3 separate regions of the Mus musculus genome follow, and all the other regions are linked to region 3. A link is a loop called in an ENCODE intact Hi-C map of the cell type or tissue named here. Cell type or tissue: heart. All regions are shown on one strand.

What was found. A loop is a pair of places that touch in the nucleus more often than their neighbours do. Peaks named below come from ENCODE experiments on the same cell type or tissue, not always from the same donor. Only the 100,000 strongest peaks of a DNase experiment are listed, where the experiment ranks them.
Region 1: a loop joins it to region 3, with 7 times the contacts of the local background. A loop is called at or near these places in 1 of 42 quality-filtered maps.
Region 2: it touches region 3 in a loop (2.4-fold over the local background); 1 of 42 quality-filtered maps calls a loop at or near these places.

Annotation. Positions count from the first base shown.
Region 1 is chr8:46,615,657-46,618,156 of GRCm38, reverse strand. It overlaps Primpol (primase and polymerase (DNA-directed)), which reads left to right and starts at 930. Exons shown (of 15, transcript NM_001001184.2): 1 at 930-1,023. It overlaps Casp3 (caspase 3), which reads right to left and starts at 866. Exons shown (of 7, transcript NM_001284409.1): 1 at 656-866. In heart, a CTCF peak has its summit at 1,006; a DNase peak (open chromatin) is centred at 916; H3K4me3 peaks cover 2,199 bases; H3K27ac peaks cover 1,569 bases.
Region 2 is chr8:46,735,067-46,737,566 of GRCm38, reverse strand. Gm16675 (predicted gene, 16675) reads left to right here. Exons shown (of 3, transcript NR_045750.1): 2 at 1,224-1,295. Among named protein-coding and RNA genes, the nearest start is that of Gm16675, 3.2 kb to the left of the region's middle. In heart, a CTCF peak has its summit at 1,095 (motif pointing left); no DNase peak of the experiment used is centred here.
Region 3 is chr8:46,469,473-46,471,972 of GRCm38, reverse strand. It overlaps Acsl1 (acyl-CoA synthetase long-chain family member 1), which reads right to left and starts at 936. Exons shown (of 21, transcript NM_007981.4): 1 at 743-936. Gm31050 (a long non-coding RNA gene) reads left to right here and starts at 923. Exons shown (of 2, transcript XR_378936.3): 1 at 923-1,368; 2 at 1,474-1,982. In heart, no CTCF peak of the experiment used is centred here; DNase peaks (open chromatin) are centred at 382, 1,102 and 1,652; H3K4me3 peaks cover 1,461 bases; H3K27ac peaks cover 1,146 bases.

The DNA of each region.
Region 1 (2,500 bases), 150 kb before region 3:
AATCAGCTCTCCGCAAGAACCAAAAATCACAGTGCACTGGAGAAAACTAAAGGTGGAGATCAAATGCTCTTGTAACAGAGGGAGGCTGGGTCACTTAGAGCCGCCACAAGGTCAGCATCAGCCTAGCTTCCAGGCCCCAGGGCAGAACTTCCCCTATCCATCCTCTGCTACCGAGTCCACACCTCGGCCTGCAGATCCAGGATCCCGCCACCTCCCGCCACTCGGCTTCCAGGTTCACCCCCACACTATGGCCTCACCCCCTCCCGCCCCTGAAGCTCTGTACCCCGGGCGATCTCCAGATACCCCCCTGACTCCGCCTTTAAGCCTCAGCGCGGCCCGTGTGCCATGCTCGAGGGGTCTGAACCCGCTCCGGCTCACCCAGGTTTAGGGACACCGCACCGGCTCACCCAGGTTTAGGGACACCGGTTTGGCCTCCCGGGTCTGGGTTCTCAGCTCGGGATCGCGCTCCCGGCGCTGTTTCCAGCTTCTCTGCCTTCAGTGTTTGCCTGAGCAAGCCTGGAGGCAACACAAAGGATCCTCCGCCCAGATTGCCCGTTTCCCCCGCCTCCTCCAAGGAGCTGCAGACCCGCCAAAAGAGCGCCAGCTCCGGGGGACAACACAGGCCTTCGAAGGCGCGAGAGCAGCAGACACTCACCGTACCGTTCCAAGCTCCCCGCCGCAGGACACTGCGCTTTGATCCCACCAGCACCAACACTGCAACTGCAGCAGCAGCAGCAGCAACAGCAGACTACCGCCGGTCACGCCCCACGCCACGCCCCTTCTCTACCTCCCCGCCCCATCCCCCCTCACACACCCCCCAACACCTCATCTCGCACACGCCAGTCGCGATTGGTGGTTTCAGCCCCGACTGAGCCCCGTCTCGTAGCGCAGGCCCCGCCCACCCAGGGCAAGCCTAGGGCCCCGCCCCCTCCGGCTCCGCCCCCTCGCGCGGGTTTCAAGCTCTGGTTCCCGCCATCTCTGGCTCCGCCAGCTGCCGCCTCCGGCCGACTTGCGCCACTTGAGGTAAATTTTAGAGAGGTCTTTCGGCCACGCCTGATTCCGGGGGCGCCAAGATGGGCGTCTAGGGAGGCGCCTCTGCCAGTCAGAACTCTGGCAGGAGAAAATAGAGCTGTGCCCCGCACTCGGTAATTCTACTTCCTCTCAATTGCACCGAGGCCTTTCTTCACTTCCGTCCACCTCTTGCTCCCTCAGTGAGAGGTCCTGACTACCTTACTGAAATCTCTGACTGGTTTACGTCCTATTTCATTCAGACTCTGACTCTGGGAAGTGGGTTTTGTTTTGTTTTGTTTTTGCATAATATACGAAAACACGAGCACAGCGATCAGCATCGAATTTCAGGGGCCCAGAATATTCTTAAGGACAAATGTACTCCAGAGAGCAGCCTCTTGCCTTCACCGCCTTTGCTTCGTTGGATGTAAGGGACTGACGTACACGTAGCCACACAGATGTCTACCGTTCGTTGCGTGTGGAATTCAAGCTCTTGCATTTCCATAATACATTTTTTATTTTTTCCAGTTCCATCAAAGGCTTTAAAAGGATAAGTGGACGGGCAGTGGTGGTGCACGCCTTTAATCCCAGCACTTGGGAGGCAGAGGCAGGTAGATTTCTGAGTTCGAGGCCAGCCTGGTCTACAGAGTGAGTTCCAGGACAGCCAGGGCTACACAGAGAAACCCTGTCTTGGGGGGGAAAAAAAAAGAAAGAAAAAGATAAGTGGTTTGCTCTCATGAAGAGCCATAGTGGTTAAATGTAGATTCCAGAAACAAATTGATCTATCATTATCCCTCCCAAAGTAAGTTAGAATCAGCCATTTTCTGTTGGACTTTAGCAGTAGGATGCATTCAACCCTCGCAGTGCATCGTGGAGGCTGTAGTTCACAAGGAAGGGTCTAATTGAGAAACCCCTTGTGCCCGGACCCCTCCCTGTGCTAAACGTTCTTAACAAAGTGATACCTTAGATAAGGTATCCTCAGCAGTTTCCTGCCGTTAATGTTGACTTCATCTAGAGAAGTTCGTTAGAGCAAAACATCTGGAGGTGATAGTTTTCATCTAAGCCCTGTAATTTCTCCTCACTGTGGGGACTCAGAGGGACCTGAAGCCGCCCTGTAAATGGGGACCCAGAGGGACCTGAAGCCGTTCTGGGCCTCAAGAGAGAAAGAATTCATGAAAAGCAATGTGACTGCTTTCCAGGAGCTGGAGTAAGATGGCTTTCTGAAGTGATCTAAAAGCGGGGCGTGGTCACTCTCTTCCATTTGGCGAGAAAACTGAACTAGAAGTATAATAGGTAAACGTTTTAGGGCCTACATCTGCAAGAAGACTTAGCCTTCATAAGCTAAATTACTATAGCAATTACATGATAAGTTAATCATTTGTAAAAATGGTGTGAAGGTCATTTATCTGGTAGAGTTTTGCTCTTTGGGGTGGGAGACCAGGGAGGAGGAAAAGAACCAACACCTGAAACAGTATACTGTTATAGGGTTTCT
Region 2 (2,500 bases), 270 kb before region 3:
GAGGTCTGGTGGGGCCAACCGATGTCTCTTCCCTGCTATCTATGATAGGAGCTTCCTCAGAGATGAAAACTCAGGGGAGCCAGAGAGGACCATGTCCACAAATCTCTAAGAGGCATCCTAAGGCCCTGTATCCGTGAACAGAGGCTAGTCCTGGAAACCCCATTGCCAGGCACAGGGAGCATCCTGTCTCCGTGCTTTCCTGACGATTGGCTTCCCATTTGTGTCTTCACTAGATTCTCCATCAGGAAACAGTCCTGCCCGCTCTAAGTGCACCCCAATCTCACTGTTTCAGAAAGAGCAATGCCCTACTTATGTGTGGTCTTTAACCACACATAAAAAAGTTTTCTTGGACTGTTAATTTTTTTTTTCAGTTCTTGATTCCTTCTTTCCCACACGGTCTAGCAATCCATCCATCCAGTCCTATCAGTACACATCCAGTCACAATCAATCACAGCCTAGTTACAGGTCCATGCAACCCCCCAGGGTCTCCAGATGAGATGGATCATGGCAGTCCCTGAGCACCATGCCCAGTCACCTCCCTTGGGTTTGTCCACGTCAATAGACACATGGTTATCCAAATCAAGCAGACATTTTCTTCCCTTCAAGCCCAACTCGTGTCCTCTCTGCCCCTCAGAAGCTCATCTGGAGCTTACAGAATAGAGGCCATCTTGGTTATAAGGCACGTGAAATCAGTTTAATGTGGTAGCAGACTATCAGCTAGCCTCACGTGTTACCAGCTCAAGTGCCTATATCCCCACCCCCTTGCAAACCAACAGTCTTTTCCTTAATTTGCAGAATGTCACAGTCATTCTCACATCCCTTATTTGTCATTAGCCTGGGGCCCAGCACATAGAGGGTCAACTATTTTTGAATCCACAATTCCTTGCTCTTATCTCTGAGTTCGTACGGAATAGTCCAGACTTTCTCAGCGCATTTGTTTTATACTTCAATAGCATTTTAAAAGGTTGGTTGAGGGGCTGGAGAGATGGCTCAGTGGTTAAGAGCCCTGGCTGCTCTTCTAGAGGTCCTGAGTTCAATTCCCAGCAAACCACCTGGTGGCTCACAACCATCTATAGTGGGATCTGCTGCCCTCTGCTGGTATGTCTGAAGACAGCCACAGTGTAGTCACATATGTAAAAATAAATAAATAAATCCTTTAAAAAAAAAAAGGAAAAAAACGTTATTTTATTTTTATTTTGTGTGCATGCATGTTTTGCCTGTAGGCATGTGGATTCTGTGTGTGCCTGGAGGTCAAAAGAAGACGCAGATCTCCTGGAACTGAACTGTGGATGGCTGTGAGTTTCCATTTGGGTACTGGAACCTGAACCTGGGTCCTCTGCAAGAGTTGTACGTCCTCTTAACGGTTGAACCATTAGGCCAGATCCCATTAAGAACATTTTAATACAAATGTAACATTAGATGGAAGTCAGAAAACATAGAGAAGTTGAAAGAAAATAAGAGTTGTTGGGCGTAGTAGCAAGCATCTGCAATCCCAGCATTTGCCAGGCTGAGGAAGTCTGAGTTCAAGGCAAGCCTGAGCTACATAGGGAAACCTTGTTTAAAAAGAAACAAGGTTGAAGATGTAGCTCAATTGGTAGTATTTTCTTAAAGTAAGCAAAGACAGGAATCTGTCTTATTTACATCCACCATGTACATAACTGTATACACACACACACACACATACACACACACACACACACACACATACGGAGGTGGAGTCCCGCAATTTTATCCTCAGAAATAGACCTATGGATATTTCTATGTGCTTCCCATTCGTAATCTTTCGAATGTGCCATTTCCCATCCTTGTCTGCTCATGGTTTCCTGGTGCAGTCTGCACTTCCCATCCCCCGCTGGGCTTCTGTGACATCGTTCTGTCCCGTTCTGTTCCGCTTCTTGGCTGGCTCTTCTTTTGCTGCCAGCCTCCTAAATTATGGTGTTTCCAGGCACCCCGTCTCCAACCCTCTTATTTTCTCATTTTATATGTTTGGGTTTTTTTTTTTTTTTCTCTTTGGGCGCTCTCATCCACGCCCAGAGCCTGAGATATCACTACAGATGGTCCTGAACTTAACAATCATTTACTTACAATTTTCCAATTATGCAATGGTACAAAAGCAACAAGGACTCAGTAGAAAGCATACGGCAAATTCTGAATGTGGGTCTTTTCCTGGACTAGCACTAAGCAGTATAATACTTTGTTGCCATGTTGGGCAATGGCAGACCTTTTCATCTCCCATTCAACCACAGGGCCACCCTGTGAAACAACCCACACACTGCAATGTCCCAGTTGCTACACTCTTTCTCTAAACTAGGTATGTCAATAGCATTTTAGGATACAGTGCTTCCACTGGTAAATGTGTTTATGGGGGTCAGGCACCTTACAAGTTGAGAAGCATCCATATTTGGTGATGATTTCAAAATAAACTCTGAGCTACTGACATATATCACTTCCTAGATGCCAGTGAGATTCATATATATTCCAAATTCAGGTCAATACTCAC
Region 3 (2,500 bases):
ATGGTCTGTAAGCTCGGGCATAGTGCAGTGATTAGATGGAGCTGCCTTCTCTAGATTCTAATCCATGTGATCTTTTAAGTCCTGTATCAGCACTCGGGGTCTACGTTTCAAGGTGATAAATATCATTTTTGCTCCCTAATTTAAAAAAAAATTAAAAGCCAGATTGCCTTAAATCAATGACTCCATCACCACTGTGTGTAGTGGCTCTGGGAGCTCCTCTTGGAGACACCGCGAGAATTTCTACTTATGACATCGGGCTCTGAGCGCTGCTTCTGACCCTCCTCGAACGCTCGGCGCAGGGGCACGTCACAGAGCGGCACCGGGACAGTCCGTGTCCACGCGCGGTGAGTGCGCGCCTCACAATCCCCGCCTCTGGGGGTACGAGGGATGCGGTGGCGGAGACGCCAGGGTCCCCAGCAAGCAGGACCACCTCTCGGCACCTGAGCCGGGGAGGGAAGGTCCCAGCCGCCACACCAGCCAGGGACCGTGCAGAGAGGAACCTCTTGACTCCGCGGTGCACCAGCCCCGCGCGCGCACGGCCCGCGGGGGAACCCGGGCTCCGGCACCGGAAGCGGCGGCCGCCGGAGCGGCCCCAGAGCCTCCCGAAGCCGAGGGAAACGAGGCCGTGGAGCCCAGGCCGGAAAAGCGGAACGTCCCGCAGAGCCGCGGGGAGGTTCTCCCGTCTCGGCCCGGCTAGGGTCGCCTTGGCCGACTCGCGGCCCTTCGCGGCTGGCGCACTCACCTCCTCCGCTGCCCGGGCTGCTCCACAGGCGGCTGTCACTGCAATCCACGAACTGCCCCGCGCCGGGTTGCGATGCTATTTAAGGAGTCGCGGCCGCAGCTGCTCTCTTGGCTGCGCCACCGGCGTTGCAGCAGCAGCAGCAGGGCCGGGCGGCTGGTAGTGCGCGTGCCGTGCCACGCCGCCCCGCCCCGTCCGCAGGCTCCTCCCCGCCCCATCTCTTAGCGCGCCCACTCCCCCTCGCCAGCTCCTCCCCTCCTGTCGCACAGGTCGAGGCTGTCCCGCCCCATCACACCCACCGCTCCTCTCAGGTCCCGCCCCATCGGCGCCATTCCCGCCTCCCAAGCCCCGCCCTATCTGGGCTGATCCAAGCCCCTCAGACCCGCGGTGCCTCTCAGGCCACGCCCACCAGCTCCAGTCCTTCCCCTCCGGCCGCGCCTCCTCGGTCTTTTGCCCCGCCCCTTAAGGCCCAGTCCTCCTTCAGGTCCCGCCCAGTCCTGCTGACTCCGCCTCTCCCTCCAAAGCCGCAAGGTGGGCGTGGCCTCCCTCAGGTCCATGAGCATGGCTGTCAGCAAGCAAAAGCCACTAAGGTCACCCAAACTGCCCTCTAGTTTCACAACGAATCTGAGGTAGGGCAAAGGGTAAATCTGGAAGTCTCCTGAACCCTGATAATGTGATGCTATGGAATGTTGCAGGTGCCCTTTAGCTCTTCCATCCTTAACATTCTTCCACAGCTGACACCTTGGCATAGCCTCTCTGCTTGCTTCTCTGCTTGGAGGGACCACGGTAGCTGAAGAAGTCCCATCTTTCTTTAGCACAGATATACACGAACCCCTTTAATCCAGTTTCACCACGGTCCCCACACCAAGTTTCGCCACAGTCCTTGGCTAGGAATACAGGACTTCCGCAATATCCTGGCCATGAGGCATCTCTGGACAACCCAGGCCCCTGTGTGGTTCAAGTGAAAAGCAGACTTAGTCGTTGCTCAAGGACGGTGTCCACCTGCCAAGTTTTAAAGGCTTGTCTGCCCTGCTCAGCCTTGGCTCTGTAGACTTGACAAATCCCTTGGGAAAACCTTTTAAGGGCTACCAACGGCCAATGCAAGGCCAGTAGGATGGCTCACTGGGTTAAAGCCCATGCCTGTCACAAAGCCTGAAGTGCAATTCTCAATCCTCAGGACTGTGAGTTACCATGTGCGCATGTAACCCTTCTTCAAACGTCATTTTAAAAAATCTTAAAGATACCCCAAAGCTTTAAGATAATCTTTTAAAAGGTTAAATACTAGAGCCATCACTGTTGCTCAGTGTCCAGAACTGGTCAGTGTGGTTAAGGTAAGATGTAGATCATGCTAACATTTTGAATGGGAAAAAAAAAAGGTCAATATAATTGTTGCCAGGTTCACCTCATGCTATTGCATGAAGACAGTCATCCAGGTACAGGAGGGTTTGCTCCCAGCATTAGATGGAAGTCTTTCTAATATTGCCTTAAATTTGAGGGACAATTATTGCCAGAACACCTCTAATAACATATCATTTACTAGGTGACACTGTTAATCAACTATAATGTCCATAACCCTATGAGGTGGTACCACCTTTGGTCCTCTTCTGTAGAACAGGAAACTGAAGGGCAGAGTCAGGTATAAGAAAGGGCATGGCCGCCGGGCAGTGGTGGCGCACGCCTTTAATCCCAGCACTTGGAGGCAGAGGCAGGCAGATTTCTGAGTTTGAGGCCAACCTGGTCTACAGAGTGAGTTCCAGGACA